2 separate regions of the Homo sapiens genome follow, and region 2 is linked to region 1. The links are chromatin contacts, found by Hi-C or POLR2A ChIA-PET in ENCODE. All regions are on one chromosome and are shown on one strand. The core of a region is the stretch at or near the end of the contact, and the rest is flanking DNA. Distances in the headings are between cores, read along the strand shown.

What was found. Hi-C counts contacts between places; a loop is a spot of excess contacts on that map. ChIA-PET counts read pairs that join two places held with the same protein, here RNA polymerase II (POLR2A). Pooled maps may share reads with other maps.
Region 2: a loop to region 1 is called in a pooled map, with 6 times the contacts of the local background. The contact joins the promoter of NECAP1 here to the promoter of CCND2 in region 1. A Hi-C loop is called at or near these places in 5 of 50 pooled maps. POLR2A ChIA-PET finds 5 or more read pairs at or near these places in 2 of 52 experiments (CD4-positive, alpha-beta T cell and OCI-LY7).

The regions. Positions count from the first base shown.
Region 1 is chr12:4,270,706-4,277,497 of GRCh38, reverse strand. It overlaps CCND2 (cyclin D2), which reads right to left and starts at 3,736. Exons shown (of 5, transcript NM_001759.4): 1 at 3,263-3,736; 2 at 1,278-1,493. The coding sequence starts at 3,457. It overlaps CCND2-AS1 (CCND2 antisense RNA 1), which reads left to right and starts at 1,314. Exons shown (of 2, transcript NR_125790.1): 1 at 1,314-1,439. RefSeq lists silencers at 3,806-3,895, 4,426-4,545, 5,326-5,445, 5,430-5,621, 6,246-6,315.
Region 2 is chr12:8,078,251-8,085,042 of GRCh38, reverse strand. It overlaps NECAP1 (NECAP endocytosis associated 1), which reads right to left and starts at 2,769. Exons shown (of 8, transcript NM_015509.4): 1 at 2,660-2,769. The coding sequence starts at 2,754. RefSeq lists enhancers at 2,527-2,586, 2,657-2,876, 2,308-3,507.

The DNA of each region.
Region 1 (6,792 bases), core at 2,487-4,986:
GATTTTTCCTGCTCTCTCATGAGAAAAACAAATTGGTTCCCAATTCTAACAATGTTTTCTTCATAAGCTTTAAAATCTGCCTTGGCTTTCTGTGTACAGCCGGGGTAAAGCACCCCAATAAACTACTAAACCACCATCATCTTCAAAGATGGCTTGAAATGCCAGCCCTTCCTCTTCACAGGGTAATGCGAGTACGAACCACTGGTCTTGCACCGTTATTAAAGGAAGCAGATCTCCCAGAAGAAAGCACCTTTCTAGGCCTCTCGGACCAAACCAGAAGCAGCTAAAACCTGGCAGCGGTTCAAAGGTGAAGTCATTCAGGCCCCTCTCCACATTCTCGGCAATTCCTCCCCCAACCTTGTGCATGTCTTCCACTAGATGGCAGCAGAGCCCCAGAAAGGAAGGCTCCTCACAAAGAGCTCAGTTCAAGAAGCCAGCCTCAGCCCTGTGGACTTTGTGCGGGCCCTACCAGTGAGGAGGGGGAGGGGCGGGAAGGAGGGGGTGCTTTTCTGAACAGTGCAAAGAGGGGTGTGCAAACCACCGAAGGTGGGCCTTGGAGCCGCTATTCCATGCGGTACAGCTGCAATATGGTCGTCTTATATGTCAAGCTGCAGGGAAAAGGAGTTAGATCAGGTGGGAAAAAGGTTCCCTGGTAGAAAAGCAGAGATAAGACAGGATCCCTGGGGTTGTACAGAGGTCACAGTCCCACTGGAGGTAGGAACCCAGGCCTCGGACTCCTTCAGTGAAAGGCCACATTTTGACTTTGCTCAAAAGTCAATGAACTGATATTTAGTGAACAGCTATTATGTGTTGGTATCTTGAGACTTTGTAGATATAGAGGGCATTACCTTTGAACTCCAAGTTTTTAGGAGACACCACAGCCACATACCTATCATGTGAACACGTTCTCAGACTATTTTTGGAAATTTGGAATTTAATTAAAATATTATCACTGTTAATTAAAATATTCCATGCGTCCCCTACACACATGCATACACAATTGCAAATGAGTCTCACCAACCCAAATCTCCATGAGGATCTTATTCACAGATGTAGCCTCAGTGCTGGGCACGGAGCCTGGGCACATAGTAGGAACACACAAAAAATAAACAGTGGTTTCCTATTAAATGAGCTATCGCCCATAAGTGGGTAAATTCTATTGGTGGGGTCATTCTGGATCCCAAGAATTTGCTCTGGCAGTGGTGATAGAAGGCATATTGTTGGCCAGGGGAAAGCGGGAATCGCAGAAAGGAAGGGAGGAAGGGGCCGGTCATTACCAGCAGCTCCTGAGGCTTGATGGAGTTGTCGGTGTAAATGCACAGCTTCTCCGCGGTCAGCGGGCTGGTCTCTTTGAGTTTGGAGGCCAGGAACATGCAGACAGCACCCAGGAGTTGCAGATGGGACTTCGGAGTCGGGACCCCAGCCAAGAAACGGTCCAGGTAATTCATGGCCAGAGGGAAGACCTCTTCTTCGCACTTCTGTTCCTCACAGACCTATAATGGGAGTGGGAAAGGGTTGGGGGGCGGGGGTGGAGAGCATAGCATCAGCAAAAGAGAAAAAGAATAAAAAAGCGTAATCTATCGAAACAAAAAAAATTAATTTTTTTTTGTGGGAGGGGGAGGGGACCAGAATGCGTGATAAGAATAAAGAACAAAGATGAGGAAACTGGAGTGAATCAGAATAGCCCATCAGTGCTTTGGTATTCCCAGGGATCCTATAAAAGGGGGTGAACTACAGCTCCAAAACGGGGAGTCGGAGAAGTGCGCAGCAGCCGCGGCAGCTCCGCGACGCTCCCTTTGGCTACTCCTTCGCGCACTCTAACTCACTCACTCTTTTTTGGATTTCGTCATCTTTTCAAAAAATCAATAAAAATATTCTGGAGGCTCCGGGGGTCCACTTCTTGGTCTCATCCGGATCCCCAGATCCTCCTCTATCATTCCCGACAATTGGAAAAAATGTCTGGGGGGGTCCCTGCGGCCCAGGGGCCGCTTTTGGGGGGGCGGGTGAGGAGAGGTGGGGAAGAGAGGGGGAGGGAGGAGAGGAGGAAGAGCGCCGCAGCCTCGGCAGCTGGAGTCGGAGCAGGGGGGGATGGTTTCAAAAAATAATTAAAAATCGAGGAAATATCCTAGAAAAGCCCTTTTGGCGTGAAAACCCCAAAGAAGAGCCAGGCTTCCCGAAACAGAGGTTTCGGGTGCCAGAAAGGTCTGTATTCCGACCCCTGGGGCTTTGGATCCCGGGAGGAAACTTGAAGGGGTGAGCGCCGCGGCGGGAGTGTCCGGCTGCGGCCCACAAGGACAGAAACTAGGGAACGCGGTGACGAGCGAGGGGAAAGACGGGAGCAGAGAGCCCTGGAAAGAGGCACGGGGGGCTCCCACCTCTCCTTCAGGGGTGACCCGGTATCCCCCCTACACACACCCCCTCCCCCCCTTCCTACCCCACCCAAATCTCCGCACCGAGGAAGCTGGAAAACCAAACTGTAAGTAATCTTCGTGAGGTGGGGGGTGGGGGAGAGGGCACGATTAGAAGTGGGGTGGCCGGGATAATGGGGTGCGAGGGTAAGCGGGCGACGTTTCCCAGCCTTTCCAAAGGGAGTTTGCAAAGCAACATGGCGAAACCACGGCAGGTCCAGAGCTGTGCATACGTGGGCACACGGCTCGCTGGGCAAAGACTTGGAGTGAGGGGCAAGAAGCGGTTCTTTTGGGTTCCCCTGAAACACGCGTTTCTTCAATGGGACTTCCGGGGCTCCCGAATTCCCCGTTTCTCTCCTTCTCCCTCCTCCCTCCACCTCCCCGGTGAAGTGCCAGCGCGGAGTCGCGACCACAGGCGGGGACCTGAGGCCAAGACGAATTTGCTCTGGCCTTTTGGGGGGGGTTGCCTTTCTACTCGGGGTCCCGATTTCAGGCCCCGACTCTCTTCCTGGCCGCAGCGCAAGCAGCCGCGGCGGCTTCGCAAAAGACAGGTCGCGAGGGGGGTGGGAAGAAGAGGCAGCCACATGCAGGAACACGCGCGCGGGATGCTCCCCTACCCCCGCCCAGGACAGCCTCGCTTCTCCCAGATTTTCCTCCCCCCTCTGCCTCCCCAGTTTATCTGGAGAGGAACAGAAATAAAGCCACGCGTCTCGCCAGAAGGCGCGCGGTAAACTCCCGCACAGGAGCCGGGAGGCCGGCGCGGGGATTGCCCTCTCCCAGGTTTAGGGCTCCGGCCGGGGACCCGAGCATCCGGAGGGGTCCTGGCTCCTGGCGAGCGCCACCCCCCGACCTACCTCCAGCATCCAGGTGGCCACCATTCTGCGCATGTAGGGTTGGATGTCCTTCTGCACGCACTTGAAGTAGGAGCACTGCGGAAGGTAGCGCTCCTCGATGGTGAGCAGGTTCTGCAGGACGCGGTCGTCTCGGAGCAGGTTGCGGTCCCGCACGGCCCTGCGGACCGGGTCCACCTCGTGGCACAGCAGCTCCATGGCCAGCCCGGCGGCCCCTCTCCCTCCTGCTTTCCCCGGCCTGGAAAAAGGTTTTTCTGTTTTTGTTTTTTGGAAGGGGAGGGGAGAGCGTTCCCCTGACCTCCTTCCTTTGGCTAAATAGGGGGTTTTCGGGGGAGAGGTGAGGGCAGAGAGAGAAGGTGGAGCAGAAGGGAGGCGAGGATTGGGTGGTGGGCGAGCAGAGCCTCGGGGCTGCCTCACTCGCACCGGTCCTCCCCTTAAAACTGGTCTCGCTCTCCCCTGCTCGCTCTTCTCCGCTCTGAAGCGGTGACGCAAGCTGGCTGGGCAGTTAGCTCTCCTCCCTCTCCCCGCGCTCCCCGCTCTGGTTCCTCCTCCCCTTTCCTCCCCTCCCGGTCCTCCCCTCCTCCTTTCAATCTCTCCCTCCCTCCCTCCTTTTCCCCTCTCGTTATTAAGGAGAACAGCAGCTGGCCCGACCCAACTTCAAACGCGGTCCCCCGCCACCCCCCACCCCTCTCCCTCCATCCAGCCCTGCATGCCAGGGGCCCCGGACAGGGCAACCCACAAAAAACTACCGACTCCTATTTCTGCCCTCTAATTTCACTCATTCTGTAGGTGTAGCACGCCAAAATACGACCCTCCAACTTTGGCTTCTTCAAAACGGATCCTAATCCTCCTGCCCTTGTATTTAAGATCCAGGAATGTAGGGTAGATTATCTGAAGATGGGGTGACCTCAGACAATTTAGAAATAGGTCCCTTAAGTGAAAAATAAGGGAGGGGGTGATTTTAGAAAATAGCAACCTCGCATACCCAGAGATAAAGGTCATGTCCCTGAAGTCTGTGTTCCTGATAACTTCGAAGCTGTTTCGAAAGCCCCGATTAAAGGGACCAGAACAACGTCCCTTCTGCCCCCCCCTGCAGAGTGTGTGCAGAGGAAGAAGAGGGAGGGAGAGGTGGGTATTAGGAAGGAAGGGGGGTGCTTCTCTGGAGGGATAGAATGTGATCCTCGAGCAGAAACCATCGTGTTTCTGGGGGCTCTTCGGGCGCCGTGGGGCGACGCGGTGCAGCGTCTAGGGCCGCCGCAGGCCGGGGGCAGGGCTCCCAGCGGTTCCCCCGCGGCCAGCGGCCACGCAGGAAAAACCCGCTTCCTCGCCCCTGCATCTGCTGACAAGCCGCCCGAGGTGTCTGCGCTGAGCGTGGCCACACCGATGCAGCTTTCTAGGAAATGGCCCGGGAGGGGGAGGGGGCGAGTGAGGGATTAGGTCCGGCTCCCCCTCGCTCCCCCTGCGCAAACACCACCACCCCTTCCTTTCCCCGGAGGCATGAGGCCTCCACGCTCGGTCCTTCGCCCGCATCCTCGCCGACCCCTCCGGTTTCGCGCCTCACTCGCCAGGCTTTCTCCCTGGGAGCCGACTGCGGTGAAGTCGCCGCCAGCACGGTCGGCCCTGACACGTGCTCTAACGCATGCTTGAGTCAAGGCTGTCTTTACAGGAGATACGATCTGGTGGCGTTTCTTCACCTCCTTCCTCCCGTCACCCCCCACCCCCACCGCGCCCTTTGGTGTATTTCACTCCAGGAGGAAGGGGAGAGACCAGCGCCCTGATGTGCTGGCCAAGCTGGCACGTGCAGCGGGCATGGCGTGGCTCGAGCTCTCTGGGCACACCGAGGCCGACTGAGTGCCTCCCTCACCGAGAGAGGGGGCCCGGGCAGGGGCGCGGAGAGCCAGCAAGGCGGGGTGGGGCGCGGGCTGGGTGAGCCGTACACTAGGTTCCCTGCAAGGCGGAGGAGGGGAGCGAATAAACTAGAGGTGCAAGCGATTAACTCAGGCCCCGGAGCCAGCCTCTTTAAACGAGGGTGGGGCGGAAGGGGTGGTGGGGGGGAAAGGAGGGGATATCGCTTTAAAAGGGTGAGGAAGAGTTTGGGGCGCCGTCTCCCCTCCCTCTATTTGCATAGCCAATAGCTCTGGGGCTCCTGCTACTGCGCGCTGATTGTTACCGGGCAGATTACTTTTTTTTTTTTTTTTTTTTTTTTTTTTTAGTAGGACGCGTTCCCCACTACATCAAAAGGAAGCCAAGGGAGGGCGGAGGGAGAGCGGGCGCTGGGGCGGGCGAAAGCTGGGGAGAGGCCCGGCCGCCTCCGACCTTATCAATAGCAGCGGGAATGAGTATCCCATCTCCTATATGTAAAGAAAGGGGAGGGAAGGGGCGGGCGAGGAAAATGTCTAATTGCTGTGGAAGCCATTAGCTTTCAGGAAGAAAAAAAGCTCGCTGAAAAACCCAAGTTGCAAACTCAAAATGAAACAGTCCAGCGCCGCGGATGACACCCGGGCCGAATACCGTGTACACCCGCACACAGTCGGCCCCGAACAATCACCTATTGGTTTTAGTCACGTTGGGCTTCCCGACTTAAGCTTTTGAGTCACCCCGGATAAGGACATTCACTTACATTTTAAGACCCCCATAAGGGAATTACTCCAATTTCACCTAAGCCACCTTTGAGCGGATCAAAGAAAGTTGCAGCGGGGAGAGGCGAGAGAAGGAGGGAGGGCGGGAGGTATTTTTAAAGTATAAATCTAACCCGACAGGCAAGGGACAGAGGCCGCCGGGGCTCCCAGCCTCTGGACATCACTTGATATAGCTCTGCGAGCAAGGTCTCTTCCACCCCGACTCCGCACACCCCCCCTTCTCCGGGGAAAGGCATCCAGAGCTCTGGGTCTCCCGAAGTGGGGGCAGCGGGGGCGAGGAAGAAGCGGGTGGTCGTCCCGGGGCCCAGCCCACCCCGAGGAGAATGCCTGGGTGGCGAGTCCTCACGTCTCGGGAGTGAGCCGAGGGCCCTCTCGCCCCTTCCCTCTCCCCCTCCCCCTACTCCGTCTTGCTTTACAGAGAAATTCCAGCGGGGAGGGGGGCAGCGAATGGGAGGGGCAGAGAGGGTCGCGGCCGGATGCCCCCCCTTCCCGGCGCCCTCTGCATTCATGGAGACCCGCAAGTTCGGGCGCTTCCCGCGTGGCAGGCTCGCCTCTTGAAGTTCCCCTGTCCACTTCCCCTTCCGATTACTGACTGTTCCCGAGCGTGAAGCTCGCCATCGAATCCAATCCCCGGTGGTTTTGCAGACTCTCACACGTGGGGTGGGGCGTGAGAGGGTGCGGAGGTTGGCAGGAATGTCTCTAGGAGGCTTGGACTGGAAACTGAGTTTTCCCTTTTGGTCGCCACTCCAGCCATGTGTTAAAACCCTAATGTCTTGTTAAAATGCACTCCACCTAGCACGCGGGAAAACGCATGTTGCCTTCTAGGCAAAAGTGCACACTTTCTTTCAGTGTAGACTTCGGTTTCAAGAAAAAGCGCAAGAGCCTGTGCTCTGG
Region 2 (6,792 bases), core at 1,520-4,019, 3.8 Mb before region 1:
ATCTCAAAAAAAAAAAAACTTCAAGAAAAAGAATATAATCCCACTTCAATATGTATCATATCCTTTAGGAGTCTTAACTCCTAAAGTTGGAAGTAATGAGCTATTTGACCTTATTTAACAGTTCAATCAATGCCACTTTATGTGATTAGGTTTCTCTGTGTAATCTACTGATTTCTTCTTTCAGTCAACATTTACAGGGTGCCCAAAGTGTACCAGATACTGTGCTAGACCCTGGGAATATAAAGTTAAAAAGATCTCAAGTTGTTCACAGTCTAGCCTGGAGAAAAAAGGAGACTAAACAATCCATTGTACAATCCACTGTAATCCATTACAATACAAAATGAAGAGCCCTGGAATAGAGATAAGAATAAAGTGCTATGCAGGAACAGAAAACCAAACACCACATGTTCTCACTCACAAGTGGGAGTTGAACAGTGAGAACGCATGGGCACAGGGAGGGGAACAACACACACTGGGGCCTCTCGGGGGAGGGGCGAGGATGACAGGTTGATAGGTGCAGCAAACCACCATGGCACATGCATACCTATGTAACAAACCTGCACATTCTGCACATGTATCCCAGAACTTAAAGTAAAAAAGAAAAAGAAAAAGGTGCTATGGAAGCACACAGGGTGCATATCTAAACCAGAATGGAAGGGTCACATAGGGCCTCCCAAAGAAGGTGATGTTTAAGTGACTCATATAGTACCTGTAACTACCATCTAAAAGCATGTTGATTTCTACTTAGGGTCAGTTTGGGGTCCAACTAAAAGCTTATTAAAAACAGAACTGCTACCTCTTTGCCAAAGGTGCAACCCACAGGGCCCAGCGCACAGGTCAGCAAGCATAAAAATATTGATTCATGATGAATAAAACGCCAGTAAGGGGCAAAATAACAGACATAAGGAGAGGGTAACTTTTCAGCCAAGGTAATGATAAATGCCAGGAGGAAAAATCACAATGATGATGTGGGTCAGAGAGAAGAATAAGAACAGTATCTTGGCCAGGTGCAGTGGCCCACACCTGTAATTTCAACACTTTGGGAGGCTGTGGCAGGAGAATCACTTAAGGCCAGGAGTTCGAGACCAGCCTGGGAAATATATCAAGATCCTGTCTACACAAAAAAATTTAAAAATTAGCCAGGCATTGTGAGGCAATGCCTGTAGCCCTAGCAACTTGGGAGGCTGAGGTAGGAGGATCCCTTGTGCCCAGGAGTACACAGCTGCCGTGAGCTGTGATTGCACCACTTGCACTCCAGCCTGGATGATAGAACGAGACCCTGCCTCTCTAACAAAAAAAAAAAAAAAAAAAAACGACGGCTGGGCGTGGTGTCACGCCTGTAATCCCAGTACTATGGGAGGCCAAGGTGGGCAGATCACAAGGTCAGGAGTTCAAGACCAGCCTGGCCAACTTGGTGAAACCCCATCTCTACTCAAAATACAAAAATTAGCCAGGTGTGGTGGTGCATGCGTGTAATCCCAACTATTCAGGAAGCTGAAGCAGGAGAATCGCTTGAACCCAGGAGGCGGAGGTTGCAGTGAGCTGAGATTGAGCCATTGCGCTCCGGCCTGGGCAACAAAGTGAGACTACATCTCAAAAAAAAAAAAAAAAAAAAAAAAAAGAACAAACAAATAGTATTTGTAACTGCTTTATTGCATTTCCTACATTCTTTCACATCCATTATATGATTTAATTTTACTCTCCCAAAAACCCTTGTTAAGCACATTATAAGAGCGCAGGTATCATCACTAACAGGTTTTTTTTTCTATTTTACAGATGAGAAAATTGAGGCTTGGAAAGGGCTCACACTCATATGGTTTAACATGAAGCCCAGTGAACTGTCTTTCAACTACATAATGTCCTATAGCATCCTCAGAACCTCACAGTCATTGGATTACAAGGTAGGTAGTTAGGCCCAACAGAGAAAAATGCTGCCTCAACTTTGGAGGGAAAAGGTGTAGGAGAGGTTAAGAAGGGAGGTAGGGAAGGAAGACAGAAAATACTATATAATCATCAAGAAAATACAATGAGAAGAAACAGAATGAACAACCGTTGTAAAGCTTATGATCATAACCTTTGCTCACTGGTAAAACTGCTGAAGGAAAAACCGAATGGTGGATGATGACAGTTGGTGACGAAATTGACAACAGTACAAAAAATAAATCAGATAATCCAGAGTGGCAAGCAACACGATTACCCATAAATGTGCATGGGGAACTGGAAAGGTGTGTGTGTGTGTGTGTGTGTGTGTGTGTGTGTGTGTGTGTGAGAGAGAGAGAGAGAGAAAGGATGAGGATGATAAGCTGAAGGACGCAGGGAAGAGCGAATGAAAGGGGACTGGCAATGGAGCAAGCACGACTGAAAGTGCATGATGGGGAGCAGATGGGTGCCCCAGGGGATTACGGGAGAGGCAGAGTGGAATAACGCAGAGTGGTAATTTAATAAAAAACAAAACAAAAAAAAAAACGGCAGAAATATGGTGATGACAGTCCAGAGTGGAGATGGAGCAGGTGGTCAGGGAGATGACAACCCAGGTAGGGAGGCTAGCAAGGTGACAATACAGAGGTAGTAGTGGCAGGGACGGACAGCGTGCTAGCTGAGAAGGAAGCTGTCATCTGCGACAGAGTACGCGTGTGCGGCAGCGCCTCGGGGTTAGTACCTGTAACCGCGGTTGGAGGCCCGGGGCGGAATCCGGTAGACGCTGACGTCTGGCTTCACACACAGCACAGACTCGTACTCCAACTCGGTCGCCATCTTGGGTCCGCTGTCGGCGCTGCCGGGGGCGAAACGTAAGACCGGAGGCGGAGCACGGGAGGCGGAGATGCAAAGCGCGACAACTTCTGTTGCGTCACTTCCGCGCGAGTTCAAGTTAGTTTCTGAGATTAACCTTTTCGGTGACGCGGGGAGCCATATTGAAACCTGGAAACGATGAGGCTGCACGGCTCACCGTCTTGGATAATGGCAAAGATGGCCTGCAAGTGCGTGACTCTCGTTATGGAAATCTCTGTCCTGGAGAGGTGCTTACGAAAAGCGCCATCTTACTCTAGGCAGGTGCCTGGAGTGTCCTACGAGGACGAGGACCATATTGAATCGTGACGGATTTTCTTACAGGAGTCACTTCCTAACTGTAGTCTCCTGGCAGAAAAGAGGCAACCTCCAGCCGGTAGTCCCAGACGAGGTACCTGCAGAGAATGATGTATGATCTGGTCATAGACACCGTGGATTTCAACTCTCCAGAGTCTAAACGCTGAAAACACCCAACTTGATTTAGTGCCTTACACTCTTTATCTCCGATTTTTCAGGACGACACCTGTTAAAATGTTTTGCCACACTTTCGGCGTGTATTCCGATTATCTTTTTGGAAAATTTGATCCTGTTAAATAGACTATACGTGGGATCAACCCAATTCCTGATAAAATCGGAAGCATAATGAACTATCTAATGGCCTATATTAGCTCCCAGTTCTATTATAATGATAAATGCTACCGAACTCTCACCATAAATATGCTTTTTCTGCGCCCCAAAGGTAAACTTAACCACAACACCCTGACAGTACAGATAGCAAGTGGCAAAACTGAGACAGAAACTCAAGCCTGCCTCATTACAACAGCAGCAGTCTTCACCGCTGCTGGAGCTGGCAAGGTCACCAAGTCTGCCCAGAAAGCTCAGAAGGCTAGATGAATATCATCCCTAATACCTGCCACCCCACTCTTAATCAGTGGTGGAAGAACGGTCTCAGAACTGTTTGTTTCAACTGGCCATTTAAGTTCAGTAGTAAAAGACTGGTTAATGAAAACAATGCATCGTAAAACCTTCAGAAGGAAAGGAGAATGTTTTGTGGACCACTGGTTTTCTTCTTCAGAAGGAAAGGAGAATGTTTTGTGGACCACTGGTTTTCTTTTTTGCGTGTGGCAGTTTTAAGTTATTAGTTTTTTAAATCAGTACTTTTTAATGGAAACATCCAAAAATTTGTCACAGAATTTTGAGACCCATTAAAAAAGTTTAATGAGAAAAAAAAAAAAAGCAAACCTGCCTCTAATTTGTCTGCTCCACCTTGGAAAGTGATATCTTAAATTTCAAAAAGAATTACCACATTTATCCCTGGCGAGGACGTGAGGAACAGTCTAATCTCATACACTGTTGGCAGGAATGTAAATTGGCACGGCATTTTTAAAAGGGAAATTAACAGAATTTATCAAAATATTAATTGGACGTAATCTTCAATTTAGCAGTTTCACTAATAAATATTGTAGAGAAATCCTTATATGCACAAAAAAGTATGTACAATAATACTACAGCATTGTTTGTAATAGTGAAAAAAATGGAAACAAAATGACCATCTATCAATGGGAAATGGTTAATGGTATATCTATTACTATGAGATGTTTTGAACTAAAGGGTTAGCCATTGAAAGAGATCCAAGATTTTTTAAAGCCAACTGCAAAAAACATACAGCATTATCAACTTTTGTCGAAACACCCCAAAATTATATATGCATGCATGTAAATGCATTGAGAAGGCTTTCAAAGGATATAAGGCTAAGTGGGGGAAAGAAACTTATTTTCTCCTCCATATATTTCTCTGTTGTTTAAGATTTATATAGCTATTATTGTCACTGAATACATGTTAAAAGAAAAATAAAGACAGAAAAGTGGTTTATTACTTGTTGTTCCTTATTTCTGACCCTATGATCTCATCTGAAGCCTAGGTCATATGACTACACCACATTGTACCTCTTTTTTTTTCTCTGTTCTGTGTTATCACTGGCAATCATTTTTGGAGGATTCTGGCTTCTGGTTCACCTTCTTACTAGTTTATACTCTTCCTCTTCTCCCAAATCTTTTAGAGATTTCAAAGCCCATATAGTTAACTCTTCCTAGCCATACAATCTCTTGACATAAATTCTAACTATCTTTACCTCTCTTTTCTACCTCACCTGTTCTTCTTCATGTTCTGCACATTGTTAGCCTTCTCTTTATTCCTCCCATCTCCTTGTTTCAACAGTTCTCTTGCCAGCATCCTTAAGTTTCCTTTCCTCTTTGTCTTTCCATCACAGCCAACCCAAAAGACTCCAGTCTTATATATTCCAACCATCTCCCTCCATCATTCTCCAAAAGCAAATCACACAATTATAAAGATTGGTGTCCCTAAAAGTTTATGGGTTTGAGTCTCAGCTTTGCCCTTAACACCCAGATTTGCCATTGCTAGTTTTTATTTTCATTCCCTTTAATGGTTGTTCCAAATTTTGCTGCCCTTTCAGGCCTTCAACTCTAAGTCTTCTCTTTTTCTTTCTTGACAGGTAAAACATCTTACTACTTCCCTAAGAAAATAAAGTTTGTGTGAACTCTCTCAACTTAATGACACCCTATTCATACTCCTATCTGCATCTTCATCTATTCTTTCTCCTATCCACTTGTGTGTGCCCTGGATTCTCCTCAGGGACCAATCTCCTCAGGGACCTGGTTAATCAGTTATCTCCTTTCTTTCCTGTATCTTAAAACTCATTTTCCATTCACCCCTTTCCCTCACCATGTAAGTATATTCAAGTCCTTTCACCTAAAAAAAAAAAAAAAAAAAAACCCTTACTTAACCATGTTTTTTCTTTATATAAATTTAAATTTCCCTTCTCTTGCTTCATCTCAACAGAAACAGAAAAAAATACAGTCTTCCTCACTCTCACCCACGATGTCTTCTCTAGCTTAACTGATCACATTGCCATAATTTTCCATACATGCCATTTTTATTCATGCTGAACATATTTGTCCAGACTGAAATGCACTTCCCGTTCATTCCTTGGTAAGATGCCTTTAGATCTAATCTAAATATCAATTTATCTCAGAAGTTTTCCTCAACTTCTCTAAATAGAACTGGTAACTGCCTCCTCTATGCTCCCACAACATTTGTACAGCTGTTTTAGTTCTTAGCACATTGCATTCAACTGCTTGTTGGCATCTCTGTTTTCCAAGGGAAAGAAACAGGTTTGTGTTTTCCCAGTATCTAGCACAGTTTTCAGACTATAGTAAGAACTCTGTATGTTTATTTGCTAAATGAATGATCATTTCAGCCTGCCTTAACAGGGATGATTTGTTCTTTCCCAATCAAAATAATTAAAAATGTCTTGGGCCGGCACAGTGGCTCACGCCTGTAACCTCAGCACCTTGGGAGGCTGAGGCAGGCAGATCACTTGAGGTCAGGAGTTCAAGACCAGCCTGGCTAACATGTTGAAACCCTGTCTCTACTGAAAATACAAAAACTAGCTGGTCATAGTGGTGCATGCCTGTAATGCCAGCTACTTGGGAGGCTAAGGCAGGAGAATTGCTTGAACCCAGGAGACGGAGGTTGCAGTGAGTCAAGATCATGCCACTGCACTCCAGCCTGGGCTACTGAATGAGACTCCGTATCAAAAAAAAATAAACTAAAATAAAAAAATTAAAAATGTCTTGTCTCGAACTTATCTTTGCCCACCACCGGGGGGTAGTAGCTACACAGCTCACAGGTTCTGGGCTGAGTAGACTGTGCTAAGTCAAGCTAGTGTTCTTGTATGTGGCTTTGTAAGTATATGATTTAACCAAGTTTAACAAAAGCTTGTTTTTTTAAATGCATTGTTGAAATTCATGGAGGCCTTACCCATCTCAAATCTTGGTCACTTTTAGATGTCATTTAAACATGAAAATAACTTATGGTTTTCTTAACTTAGCCCTACCAGTAACATATTTCCCAGCTCTTCTTTACGCACACACAAAAAGGTATTTATCACAGATTAAATTCTGACTTATCATTGCTCAGGGTACT